Regions from separate parts of the Homo sapiens genome. Here regions 2 and 3 are each linked to region 1. A link is a contact called in ENCODE Hi-C or POLR2A ChIA-PET data. All regions are on one chromosome and are shown on one strand. Each heading gives the region's core, a stretch centred on a gene start or an enhancer-like site at or near the end of the contact. The rest is flanking DNA. Distances are from core to core; before and after follow the strand shown.

Evidence for each region. A loop is a pair of places that touch in the nucleus more often than their neighbours do. ChIA-PET counts read pairs that join two places held with the same protein, here RNA polymerase II (POLR2A). Pooled maps may share reads with other maps.
Region 2: a loop to region 1 is called in a pooled map, with 3 times the contacts of the local background. The contact joins the enhancer-like site here to the promoter of STIP1 in region 1. A Hi-C loop is called at or near these places in 6 of 50 pooled maps. POLR2A ChIA-PET finds 5 or more read pairs at or near these places in 7 of 52 experiments (CD4-positive, alpha-beta T cell, GM10248, MCF 10A and 4 more).
Region 3: a pooled map shows a loop between it and region 1 (16-fold over the local background). The contact joins the promoter of LINC02724 here to the promoter of STIP1 in region 1. A Hi-C loop is called at or near these places in 1 of 37 single-sample maps with no recorded cell type and 3 of 50 pooled maps. POLR2A ChIA-PET finds 5 or more read pairs at or near these places in 1 of 52 experiments (WTC11).

What each region holds. Positions count from the first base shown.
Region 1 is chr11:64,183,786-64,187,915 of GRCh38, reverse strand. It overlaps STIP1 (stress induced phosphoprotein 1), which reads right to left and starts at 1,745. Exons shown (of 14, transcript NM_006819.3): 1 at 1,646-1,745. The coding sequence starts at 1,654. It overlaps LOC124902686 (a long non-coding RNA gene), which reads left to right and starts at 2,235. Exons shown (of 2, transcript XR_007062712.1): 1 at 2,235-4,130. RefSeq lists silencers at 1,533-1,592, 2,293-2,432 and enhancers at 2,553-2,622, 3,246-3,751.
Region 2 is chr11:63,869,917-63,874,046 of GRCh38, reverse strand. All of the region lies in intron 1 of MARK2 (microtubule affinity regulating kinase 2), which reads right to left. Among named protein-coding and RNA genes, the nearest start is that of MARK2, 33 kb to the right of the region's middle. RefSeq lists enhancers at 2,092-2,201, 4,101-4,130. Within about 2 kb of position 1,891, at least 27 of the 41 ENCODE cell types and tissues checked have a DNase peak (open chromatin) inside an H3K27ac peak, as active enhancers do.
Region 3 is chr11:64,446,731-64,450,860 of GRCh38, reverse strand. LINC02724 (long intergenic non-protein coding RNA 2724) reads right to left here and starts at 1,804. Exons shown (of 2, transcript NR_073177.1): 1 at 1,209-1,804; 2 at 1-964. RefSeq lists a silencer at 1,084-1,279, a cis regulatory region at 1,057-1,326 and an enhancer at 1,216-1,465.

The sequences.
Region 1 (4,130 bases), core at 496-2,995:
CTCCTGCCTCAGCCTCCCGAGTAGCTGGGACTACAGGCTCCCGCCACCACGCCCGGCTAATTTTTCTTCTGTATTTTTAGTAGAGACGGGGTTTCACTGTGCTAGCCAGGATGGTCTCGATCTCCTGACCTCGTGATCCGCCTGCCTCGGCCTCCCAAAGTGCTGGGATTACAGGCTGAGCCACGGTGCCCGGCCCCAGATCCTTTCTTAAAGGTAAAAGAGCAACGTCTTATTCCAGAAATCTTTTCCTCACCTATACTACAGCCCATTTAACCCTAGATACAACTGAAATATTATATGGGCACAAAAAAGTTTACTAACTTCATTTCCACTCTTTTTAATACAGCAAGGAAGCTCGAGCTTTGCCTAAAGCAGCAACTGCTACAAGAGACCAAAGGCTCAGCTCTGTAGCTCACACCAAAAAAAGGATGGTAGTCACTAGTCCATCGAGATGTCTTATTTAAGGGGAGAGTGTGGGCGATCTTAGTTTTATGGCCCTGAAGTAAGAACCAGATACCAGGTATAGTTTCAGAATTGTCACCCCCAAGTGTTATGGGCCCGGAGCGAAGACAGTAGTACTCCCGAGCGGGAGGATGATTTCTCGGAGGTTGGTAGAGGTTTCTTGGAGGTTGTTTTGTCCTTTTTCTTCCGATGAATCATTACAGCTCAATGACAGCTTCAAATCGAACAAAACCTCTAGGCCTTTCATAACCGCAAGCTACTGAGGACATAACCAAGTCACTGAAAGGAAGCAGCAACCGCTTCAAACTCGGCCCCTCAAATGCTCAGTAGAGGCCCATAACTTCCAGCGGTTGATCTCTGTAAATTGTCTACAACCACCCCCGGGTCGTCAGAAACCCATCTTTCAGACCCACCTTTCGGAAGTGTTGGTCCTCGGTCACTCGACAATCACACACACAAGCATACAAAAAGAGGGGGAGGGGCCGCAATACATTTGTAAAACACTGTCAGAGATGGAATTCGTCCCAAGGACTTTTGCGGCACCCTTCCCTTTCCCGCATCAGGTAGAGTCGGTCTGTCGCTCCTCAGACCCCCGCTCAACGCTCTCCCACCCTGACCTTCTCAGATGTAGAAGAGTAACATTTGCCCCAACTGCATCCCAGGCTGCTAAGATCCTCGGCTACTCCCAGTGTATCCCCGTCCCCGCTCCCTGGATCCGTCCAAGTTCCTCGTGGCTAAGTCCCGAGCGGTTTCTCCGTCGGCCGTCTGAGATCTCCCGGAGGGCTACCTCGCGGGTGCGGACCCCGGCCCCCGGCCCACCTCCACCCCGCCCCCTGCGGCCCGCACCCTCCCCAACATGGCCCGCAGCCGCCCCCTCGGGACGCCTTCAGGGCCCGGTCGCGACCCCTCTTCCCGCCGCCGGCCGGACTCACCCAAGCTGTGGCCTCCGCCGGGCCCTCCTCGCCCAACCAGGGGGCGATGGGCGCTCCCCGCGGCCGGCCTCGCTAAAGATCCCGCTCCCGCCCGCCGCCCGCGGCCCTCACCTCCCCGCCGCCGCCCCGTCCGGCCCCAGCGCCGAGCTCCGGTCTCCTGGATCCGGCGCCCGCCCCGCCCCCCTACCGCGGCCTGGCCACCGCCGGTCCCCGAGCAGGCTCGGGGCCTCAGCCCGCCCCTCCCCCTTCACCTGCTCCATAGCGCAGCGCGGTCCGGAACCCCGTTGAATCGAATCCGTCCGCTCCGCGTTCCCAACCGCACGCGCCGCCTTCTGGAACCTACTAGAAGCTACCGGGACCCCGGCTCCCGCCCCTTCCTCGCCTGCTCACTGGTCGAGTTCTTCTAGGGGGAATGTCTGTGCTGCTCTACTATTGGCTTGAGGTCCAGCCCATCATCTCCACTTCCTTCTCATTGGACAGCGGGGAGTAATTCCCTCAACCCTGCCTCCCCCGCACCTCAGGATTGGGCGCTCCTCTATAAACCCACCCATCTCAGGCTCCACGAATGGAGGGAGGAGCGAACTTCTGCGACACGGATTGGTCTTTTGCACTGCCAATCGTAGCCGCGCTGGCCGCGCCCATTGGTTCTGATCGTTCTGGAAATTTCCACCTCTCCCATTGGGCTGCCGGACTCCATGTCGGAACCGCCTTCAGAATGAGAGCGATTCCAATTGGGCGGAGGGTTGCCAACTCTTTGCGCTGATTGGTTTAAATCGCTGCCCTTCAAAAGGCCGGGTTTCGCCCCGCCCCTGATATATGGGAGTACCGGCTGCAGTCGGGGTCTGTAGCTGTGTCGCCGGCGGCTGCGGGGCCTCTGGGTTGCTTTCCCTCTCGCTCCCGAGTGCCGCGAGTTCCAGGCGGTCCCCGGGATCGCCAGCGGCACAGGGCCCCAGCCCTTCGCCCGCGCATCGGGATGGGGGTCCTAGCCGGTGGGAGCTGCCTGTCCCTCGAGCGCCAGCTACCCGCGTTGTCCAGCGCTCCGGCCTCGGCCCGGCCCTCCTGCCTCCTGGCTGTTAGGTTCTGAATGTTCCGGAAATGCCACGTGACCGCGAGGGCGCTTGGGCTTGGGCTGGACAGGCCGGGGATCTCACCGCGGCGGGCCCGGCTGTCCCGCTTGGGCGTCCTCAGTGGAACCGCACACCCTTTCTCAGCGCGCCGGTCGTTTGGTCCTGTAGGGCCGAGGGGAATTCGTGCGGTGTTGAGCACGCGGGAAGCACTTAACGAAAGGGAGCTGCCCCTCAGCCCTCGTGAGTCCGATGTAAAGGAGTGAAGGAGACGAAGAACTGAATCAGTAGTTGACCGCCTGTGAGCTGGCGAGCTGTGCCCTGGTAGGGCCTTAAATCCCAGCCCCAGAAGTCGGAGGCAGGGCAGGCACCCCAAAGCGTGGAAGAGATGCACCTGCGGAGTGAAAATGCTGCTATTGCTTCTAGGGTCAGCCTTGGTTCCTGGAACAAAGGAGCCGCATGACTCGGGTCTGGCGATGATGTTGGGCTCTGCAGTGTCCTCATCCTTCCCCCTCTCTGGGTAATGATATCTTCCCAGGGTTTAAAGTGTGTCCTCTCTGCCAGTAGCTTGTCTCCACAGCCTCATCTTTAATTCCACCTGCCCCACCCATTTTGGACACTGCAGCCAAGTTGCAGCAGATCCGCAAACCTGGTAATCCCTCACTTGAAAGTGCTGGAGGCTTTAGGATGGGGTTCAGGGCCTGTGCAATCTAACCGCCTGCTTTTTTTTTTTTTTTTTTTTTTTTTTTTTTGAGACGGAGTCGAATCTCACTGTCTCCCAGGCTGGAGTGCAGTGGCGCCATCACAGCTCATTGCAGCCTCAACCTCCTGAGCTCAAGCCATCCTCCCACCTCAGCCTCCCAAGTACCTGGGGTTACAGGCAAGCACCATTACGCCTAGCTAATTTTTCTGGGTTTTTTTTTTTTGTTTTTTTTTTTGTATAGATGGATTTCGCCATGTTGTCCAGGCTGGTCTTAAACTCTCGCTCTGTCTCCCAGGCTAGAGTGCAGTGGGGCAATCTCGGCTCCCTGCAACCTCTGCCTCCTGGGTTCAAGCAATTATCCTGCCTCAGCCTACCAGTTAGCTGGGATTACATGTGTGCGCCACCGCGCCCGGCTAATTTTTTTATTTTTAGTAGAGGCGGGGTTTCACCATGTTGACCAGGCTGGTCTCAAGACTACTGACCTCAAGTGATCCCCCCCCCCCCCCGCCTCGGCCTCCCAAAGTGCTGGGATTACAGACGTGAGCCACCGTGCCCAGCGGTTTTGCATTTTCAATTGTGGGGCACGGTGAGAAAAGACTTGAAGAAAGCAAGGGAGTGAGATCCATGGAAATGTAGGGGGGAACCTTGCAGGCCTATGGAACAGCCAGTGCAAAGGGCCTGGGGTGGGAGCTGCCTCAGGGTAGCCAGGATGGCAGGAGGCACAGCTGCCGAGAGGAAGCAGGGGCCAGGTCCTGCAAGGTTAGAGGCCATTGCTACTCCTGAACACATTGGCAGGTTTTGAGCAGAGAAGTGACATGATTTTAGTTTTCTCAGGATCCCTCTGGCTGCTGTGTGGAGGAAGAGGGGAGGGTGAGAGCAGGGATACCTCTTAGGAGGCTGTGGTAGTAATCCCAGGGAGCCAGGATGGGAGCAGAGGAGGGGACAGGAATTGGATTCTGGATGCATTTT
Region 2 (4,130 bases), core at 642-3,141, 310 kb after region 1:
GCTATGGCACAAAAGCTGACCCCTGGCTCTGTGAAGTTACAGGCTTTCCAGTGCTCCTCTGCAAAACCATTTGTCACAGCCCCTAAATAACCAATCTTCAGGCTGGGCACAGTAGCTCATGCCTGTAATCCCAGTCCCTCGGGAGGCCGAGGCAGGCGGATCACCTGAGTTCGGGAGTTCAAGACCAGCCTGGCCAACATGGTGAAGCTCTGTCTCTTATTAAAAATACAAAAATTAGCTGGGCGTGGTGGCGCATGCCTGCAGTCTCAGCTACTCGGGAGGCTGAGGCAGAAGAATCGCTTTAATCTGGGGTGTGGAGGTTGCAGCGAGCCGAGATCGCGCCACTGCACTCCAGCATGAGCAACAGAGCAAGACTCCGTCTCAGAAAAAAATAAAATAAAATAAACAATCCTCCCCATTCAGCAGGGTCGGGCTGCTACTGGCTGGTCTCTGCCTCAGGCTCTCAAGTCTTAGCAGCGAGAGGATGTTTCCTTTTGGGTTTTCCCACAGCTGGCTGTGGAGGTTGGCAGAAGACTAAAGTGGTGCCCCTTTCCTAGCCAGCCAAAGGGGGAAGGTGAAACAACTGCTGGCAGCCTGTGCTCCCACTCCAACATCCCCTTTCTCTCAAAGGAGCAGCTACCACTCTCTTGACCTTTCAGCCACTGTCTTGTTGAGGCCAGGGAAGATGCACCCAACCTAAGAAAACTGAAGGTAGTAAGTTAGCAACAAGAGAATGGAGCTTAGGAACTAAAGAACCTGGCTTTCGGGAAAAAAGGGATATTGTACTCTAAGAGATTCAAAGAAGAAACTCCCCAAACCACCCAGCCAGCTCTTCTGAAGAGCAGGGGTATTTAGAAGTGCTTTCCATTTCCCAAGCTATTAGAGAACAGGGTGGCCTTGGACAGACCTGGCAGACATCTAGCTGGGTCACCATCACCCCTAAGGAGACTGGTCTCCAGTAACAGCAGAATGAGTGCACACACCTGCCACAGAGTGCCAGCCCGGGACAGTAACGTGCTCCAGAGTTCACATACTCATGCGCCCCGGAATCTCCTCCAGATCACTGCTGACATGCAGAGCAGGGAGGTGGACTGAGTCCCGCTCTGAGCTGGTCACTCCAGTTTGCCTGGCAGGGTGGGGGTGGGGGTGGGGGTGGGGGCAGGGAGAAGTGGGGGAGAGGAGGAGGAGGAGGAAGGGAGATTATGATTCTTTATTTTCAAGCCCTGCCCCTAAAACCAGGGAGGGAAGCGGCGGGGTTCCCGTTGCAGGAGCTCCAATCTCTGGGCACTACAGAGCCAACCAGCTGCATAAGAATTTTGGAGAACGTGCACATCAAACAAGCTGGGAAAAGGAGGGGAAACCAACCACGGTAGAAGCGGGTTGGTCCCCTGCCAAGAACTCTGAATGGTACTCCTATCAGAACTAGAACATAGCAGGAGGTGGGCAGGTTTATGGCCTCTGGGAAAAGGCAGGTTTATGGCCTCTGGGAAAGCAGTAAAGACTGGACAAGCATGGAAACAAAACTCACTCCCTGGCAGGAGACGACAGCCTATGGAGTCAGAAGTGAAATGCTGTCCCAGTAAACCTTTCCCAGTAGGATAATCACATTCTAACCTTAGGTCAATTTTCATGTGCTTTGCCGGCTGTGACCTGGACCCTGCAGTGTGGAACACGGTCACTTCTACAACCCTGTAAGTTAAGGTCTGCACTCCAAGCACTTGTGAGGGAAGAGGGACTCTCATTGGCTGTGTTGTGCAATCTAGTCTGTGGCCAAGGGCAAAGCAGAAGCCACAGATGACAGGCCCTCCCACAGGGAGAGGAAAGCTCCTCCCTTTCCAGAACACAGCCCAAGGCTGCCACAGAGAGGTGCTGTTTAGTGACAGAAATATTTGTCAGGAGTGGCCGGAGGAATGGCCACTACATACTTCCTCTTTCTCACCAACTGCTACCATCAGCCTCCACTGGCTGCCTCTCAAAAGCCTGCAGAACCTCCGGTGGCAGGAGTGTTCTCTGAGTCATTCCCTCAAGAGAAAAGGGAAAGTGGGCCTGACTCCTGGGCCTGAAGAAGCCTCACAGTGCCCTCAGCCAGCCCTTGCTGCAGAGCAAAAGCCAAGGATTGAAATCCTGGACAGCCTACTCTTCACCCACACCTGCACACAGTGAATACTCTTCACCCACACCTGCACACAGTGAATACTCTTCACCCACACCTGCACACAGTGAATACTCTTCACCCACACCTGCACACTGTGAATACTCTTCACCCACACCTGCACACAGTGAATACTCTTCACCCACACCTGCACACAGTGAATACTCTTCACCCACACCTGCACACTGTGAATACTCTTCACCCACACCTGCACACAGTGAATACTCTTCACCCACACCTGCACACAGTGAATACTCTTCACCCACACCTGCACACAGTGAATACTCTTCAGCCACACGTGCACACAGTGAATACTCTTCACCCACACCTGCACACAGTGAATACTCTTCACCCACACCTGCACACAGTGAATACTCTTCAGCCACACCTGCACACAGTGAATACTCTTCAGCCACACCTGCACACGGTGAATACTCTTCACCCACACCTGCACACGGTGAATACTCTTCAGCCACACCTGCACACGGTGAATACTCTTCAGCCACACCTGCACACGGTGAATACTCTTCAGCCACACCTGCACACGGTGAATACTCTTCACCCACACCTGCACACAGTGAATACTCTTTAGCCACACCTGCACACAGTGAAAGCACTCCCTCTTACTCCAGAAGATGGCACATGGCGGTGGGGGGAGCACCAACACTCATCTCAAAAGGCACCCAGGACTGGGAAAAGGAAGTGATGGCTTCGTATTTAAAGCATGCCTTAAAAAAACAACTTTCTGTATGCACGCACGTACACACACACACAAATATGCATATACACACACACAAACATAACTGATTTTATGTATGTGTGTGTAGGTATATACACATATACATGTAAAATTGATATCAAATTAGATCCACATGGTTTCTGGATTTTTGCCCACACTGTATTATGAGCTGGCTGTCTCCCCTTCCCTGCCTGCAGCTCCAGACTAACTCTCTTCCCTTCCTAGAGTCTCACTCTGGGTTCCAGCCACCTGTCTTCAAATGTACAATGGCCTCTCAGACCCCCCCAGGTCTTGGCCACAGCTTTCCACTGCCTGGAACACTTTCCCTCTAGCAGTCACTCCCATTCCTCTTTGTGGTGAGCCTCAGCTCAGACATTGCTTCCACCAGGAAGCTTTCCTGATCCCTGCATCACTTCACAGGGTCTCTCCGGACATTTCCCAGCTCGGGCCTTCCTGCACTAGCACTTCATTGCTTGCTGAACGGCCTCCTTCACAACTCTTGTTGGCTGTCTTGTTCACTATTACACAGACTGAGAGCAGCATAAGGGAATTTCCAAGACTAAATCACTTCGTGTCTTCAGTGCCCAGCCACAGTGCCTGGCACCTAACAGGCTCTCCAGAAATGCTTTCCTAACTCACCACGGGAAGTCTCGGGGTCAGAGTCTTCTCGCTTTTCTCGGAGTGACTCCTCACCCAAAAGCTCTTTGCACAGCTCTGCTCCATGTGACCCCTTTTAGCCTGGGTCAGGGCTAGAATGCTGGTGCCGACTTTTAAATCATTCCCAGCCGGGCGCCACGGCTCATGTCTGCAATCCCAACACTCTGGGAACCCAGGTGGGAGGATCACTTGAGCCTAGGATTTGAGACCAGCCTGGGCAATATTGTAAGACCCTGTCTCCACAAAAATACAAAATACAAAATAAATCATCATTCCCTAGGGCCTCTGGCACCTCTATGGGCATAGTCTCCGGCAGGATTTCAGAGGTGCTCTCCAGTGTGCAGAATTGGGGCCTGCTACCCTTCCACTTGTCCTTTCCCAGCTTGCCTTCTGCCGTTGAGGGCTGCAGCCAGCCCCTCTGAAGTGATGGCAATGGGGGCACGCTGCCAAGGGCATAAGATCCATTCTAGACCCAGCTCTGCGCAAACAATTTATGTCACCTTGGGCAAGTCATTCACCCTCCTGGGACTTTTGTTTCCATGCTTATAAAATGAGGCACCGGAGACGAGCCCTGAGTGTCTT
Region 3 (4,130 bases), core at 555-3,054, 260 kb before region 1:
ATCTTCCCAGGGCCTTTTTAGGGGTTAGGGAGTCTTTCTGTACTAATTAACTCTCCAGTCTCCAGCTACTATGCAGCCTCCCTTGATCTAGAACCTTCAGAGTCCACATCTAGGAACATTCTCTAGACCCGGCTGGTCCCTGCTGGCTTGCTCCCACCACTCCTCTGCTTGTTAATCCCTCTTGGTCCCTGGCATGCAAAGCACATCCTTGGTCAGGTCATGCTGAGATATGATCCAGCTTTGAGCCTGGTGGTCAGGAGGGGAGGTGGGGACAGATGCTGGAGAGAGGAACTCCTTATCTTGTAAGGTCCCTTCCCTTAGTTTCTGCATGGTCTTTAAGCAAAAGAGGACCTCTGTCTTCCAACAGAGGCAATGGGTCACTTCTGCAGGCCAGGAGGTACAGGAGAATCTGGGGGTTCAATGTCTCAAGAGTGTCTCCTCAGATAGTCCATCTCAGATATCAGGGACCCCACCCTTCCCTTTGGGGCCCTGACTTTGGAGAAGGGACTTCCCTGGGCTGGAAATTTGGCCTTCTCTGGAGTCCTGCACCTTGTCTTCTGCCCTCTGACCCCTGGCTATAGAAGAGAAGCATTTCGTTAAATTCTGCCAAGGAATCCTGACTTTGCTTTAAATTGGTGATGCGTGGCCCTGAACTTGTCATTTTCCCTCTTCTAAGTGTCAGTAGTATTCAGTGACAGCCTCCCCACTCCACGTCCTTCTCACGGCTATTTTCCCATCTGTCTCTCAACATCAGTGATATTAAACGAGCCGGGCATCCCCGTCCACCTGAGTCCTGTCCCAGGTGACCACAGGCGGAGGCCTGAGCAGCTGCTCTGCCACCTCGTGCCAGGGGCCTCCGCAACGGGCTCCAGTCACCAGGGGCCAGCGGGGCATCCTCCTGCAGCATCCCGTCCTTGGGGCCAGCTTCCTGGGGCCCCTCCTGCTGTTCCCTGCCTTCAGCTGTCTGAAAACAGAGCCCAAGACAGGGATTTACTAGGGGAGGGCTCATCCTGGGACAAGCCGCCCAGGATGTGAGGGCAGAGGGGCGGGGAAGGAGAAAGGACTCGGTAAAGGCGTGGTCCCAGGGTAAATACAGCTCTGGCAGATATGCAGGGGGCCCTGGGGCAGAGGTATCGCCATCTAGAGGCAGGCGAGGGAACAGTCTTTTGTACAGTTAGCCGTGGGCTGTGGGCGTCGCCTGAACGTACCAGGTATTGTGGCTCCATTGGCTGAGGATGCTTCTCCAGCGAAGGAGGCAGGGAGCCGGGGAAGTGGGGTGGGGTCGCGACACCGACAGCAGCTGCCAGACCAGCCATGCTGCGCTCAGCTCCCTCAGGCTGTCACTCTTAATCATCATGTCACTATCTCTGGGGCGTGTCAGTCACCATCAACGACGTGTCCCCCAAGCTGCAGAGGACGCAAATCCAGCTCTCCAAGAGGCTCTGTTGGCCCTCTCCACATGGGCTTGAGGTCAGGGGTGGGGGCACGTTCGGACCGCCCTCCTGCCTCTCTGAAGAAGATCCTCCAAGTCCCGGCTCCAGCTCTCCGGCCTCTTTGGCAGCTGGGCGGGTGGCCATCCAGGAGGCCCGTTCTCCATGCCCAGTTTGGCAAGGCTCCTTGGGACGCCGGGCTCGCTGCCCCTGTTTTCTTAAAGCTTCGGCCCAAAGGGACCCAGAGTCTGAGGTTAACACTCCGTCATCCCAGCGTGAGCGGCGCCTGACTCCAGCTCTCGACTCCCCCACCTCCTATCCCCTGCGCCGGGCTCACCCTGCACTCCCACCTGCAAATCAGCAGAGCAGAGGCCAGCGCTCCCGACGTCCAGCACCACCCCAAGCGAGGCAGGGGGAGCTGAGTGGCCGGGAGCGCCATCTAGTGGGTGCCAGGGGCGAGTCCCCGAAAGAGACTGGAGAGCCACGACTCGGGCAGGGCAGGATGGTGTCCCAGGGAGGGCCGGGGCCCAGGCGCTGGACAGCAGAGGACATAAAGGGAGAGGCATGGGAGAGCGAGGAGCCAGGGTGCTTCCGGGGCGCATGAGCCCCACCCCAGCCTGCCCCTGCCCTCGTAACCAGATGACTCGGCTCAGGCAGGACACACCACGTCCAGTCTCTGTCCCCTCTCCAGACTCTTGGGAAAGTGTCACTTAAAATCCATTTGGGTCTGGTGTTTGCTTTATTCCAAGGAAAGGGGTAAGGAAAAATTCAGAAAAGGGGCGAGGGTCTCCCCTCTCCACAGTGGCAGTCAGGGGAATAGTGACATTCACCCCCTCCCCCAACCTGGTCTTGAACGTGGCAGGGAAGAGAACTGAGCCACCTGTCACCCAGAGGGGGAGGGGGAAGGTCAGAACTCCAGCCTTCCCACAGCAGACACGCCTGCGGGGCAGGAAGCAGGCAGGCTCCACGCAGTGTAGACATGTGCACTCACACGGATGTTAACAGTCTGGAAGAAACTGACCTGGCTGTGAATAGAGGCTCTCTCATGGGGAAGGGGCAGAAGATGGAGCTTTCACTTCTCCATTTATACACTTCTCCAAAATGTGGTGGGACCATGAGGAAACTGCACTTTCAGTTTTGATCTCTTTTTGTATTTTTTCAGTTAAAATGCAATTGGGAACAATGGGGTGTTAAGTGCCTCAGTGTGGAAGGCTGCGGCATCACCATTGAAATGCTGTATCAGACCTGGATTGGATCCACCCTCGACTCAGGGCTGTGCAAACTGGGACCCAGATCCCGCGCTGTGGGAACGGAGCCCTGCTCCGCTGTTTACATGTTGTCTCTGGCTGCGGCCTCGCTGTGACAGCAGAGTTGAGGAATTGCCACAGAGACTGTTATAGCCCACAAAGCCCAAAATATTTACTCGCTGGCTCTTTATGGAAAAAGTTTGCCAACTATCAAATTACAAGAAATACAGGGACTGGGGAGCCTGCTCAACAAAGCTAAGGGGACGTGACCAGCAAAATCCAGACTGCAGGCAACCATAGGACAAAGCGCCAGTTTCTTCAATACGTAATTTGCAACAGCAACCTGCTTACTAGAGGCCAGGAAGGGGAGGGGGAAAGGAGGGGATGAAGAAAGGTTGATGAGTGGGTACAAATACACACTTACATAGACGAAATAACATCTGGTGTTCAATAGATCAGTAGGGTGACATTAATCGATTGTACACTTCAAAATTGCTAGAAAAGAATAATCCTAATGTTCCTGGCACAAGGAAAAGATAAATATTTAAGATGATGGACATCCCAATTACCCTGATTTGATTATAGGAATGTATCCAATTATCATGCACATCCCGAAACTAGATACAGCTAGTGTATTTCAACTTTTATAAAGAAAAGAAAAAAACGGGCGGGGTGCAGTGGCTCGCGCCTGTAATCCCAGCATTTTGGGAGGCTGAGGTGGGCAGATCACTTGAGGTCAGGAGTTCCAGACCTGCCTGGCCAACATGGTGAAACCCCTTCTGTACTAAAAATACAAAAATTAGCCAGATGTGGTGGTGTGCACCTGTAATCCCAGCTGCTCCGGAGGCTGAGGCAGGAGAATCGCTTGAACCCGGGAGGCAGAGGTTGCAGTGAGCAAGACTCCATCTGAAAAGAAAAGAAAAGAAATGAAAAGAAAAGACAGAGGGGGCCCATAGATTTAAAAGAGGCTGAGCAGTGACAGATAATAGAAGTGTGGATGGTAAGAAAATAAAGTCTCATTTTTCATGGTAGCAAGTGAGATCTCAAATCCGAGATCAGAAAGTGAAGAAAATCAGGAATTAAGAGTAGAAGCCATTTCACTTAGAAATGAAGGTTTAAGAAAAAGATGAGGCCGGGCGCAGTGGCTCACGCCTGTTATCCCAGCACTTTGGGAGGCCGGGGCAGGTGGATCACCTGAGGTTGGGAATTCAAGACCAGTCTGACCAACATGGTGAAATTCCATCTCTACTAAAAATACAAAAATTAGCCGGGCGTGGTGGTGTATGCCTGTAGTCCCAGCTACTCAGGAGGCTGAGGCAGGAGAATCACCTGAACTCGGCAGGCGGAGGTTGCAGTGAGCCAAGATCGCACCATTGCACTCCATCCTGGGCAACAAAAGCAAAACTCCATCTCGAAAAAAAAAAGAAGAAAGAAAGAAAAAGATGAAACATCT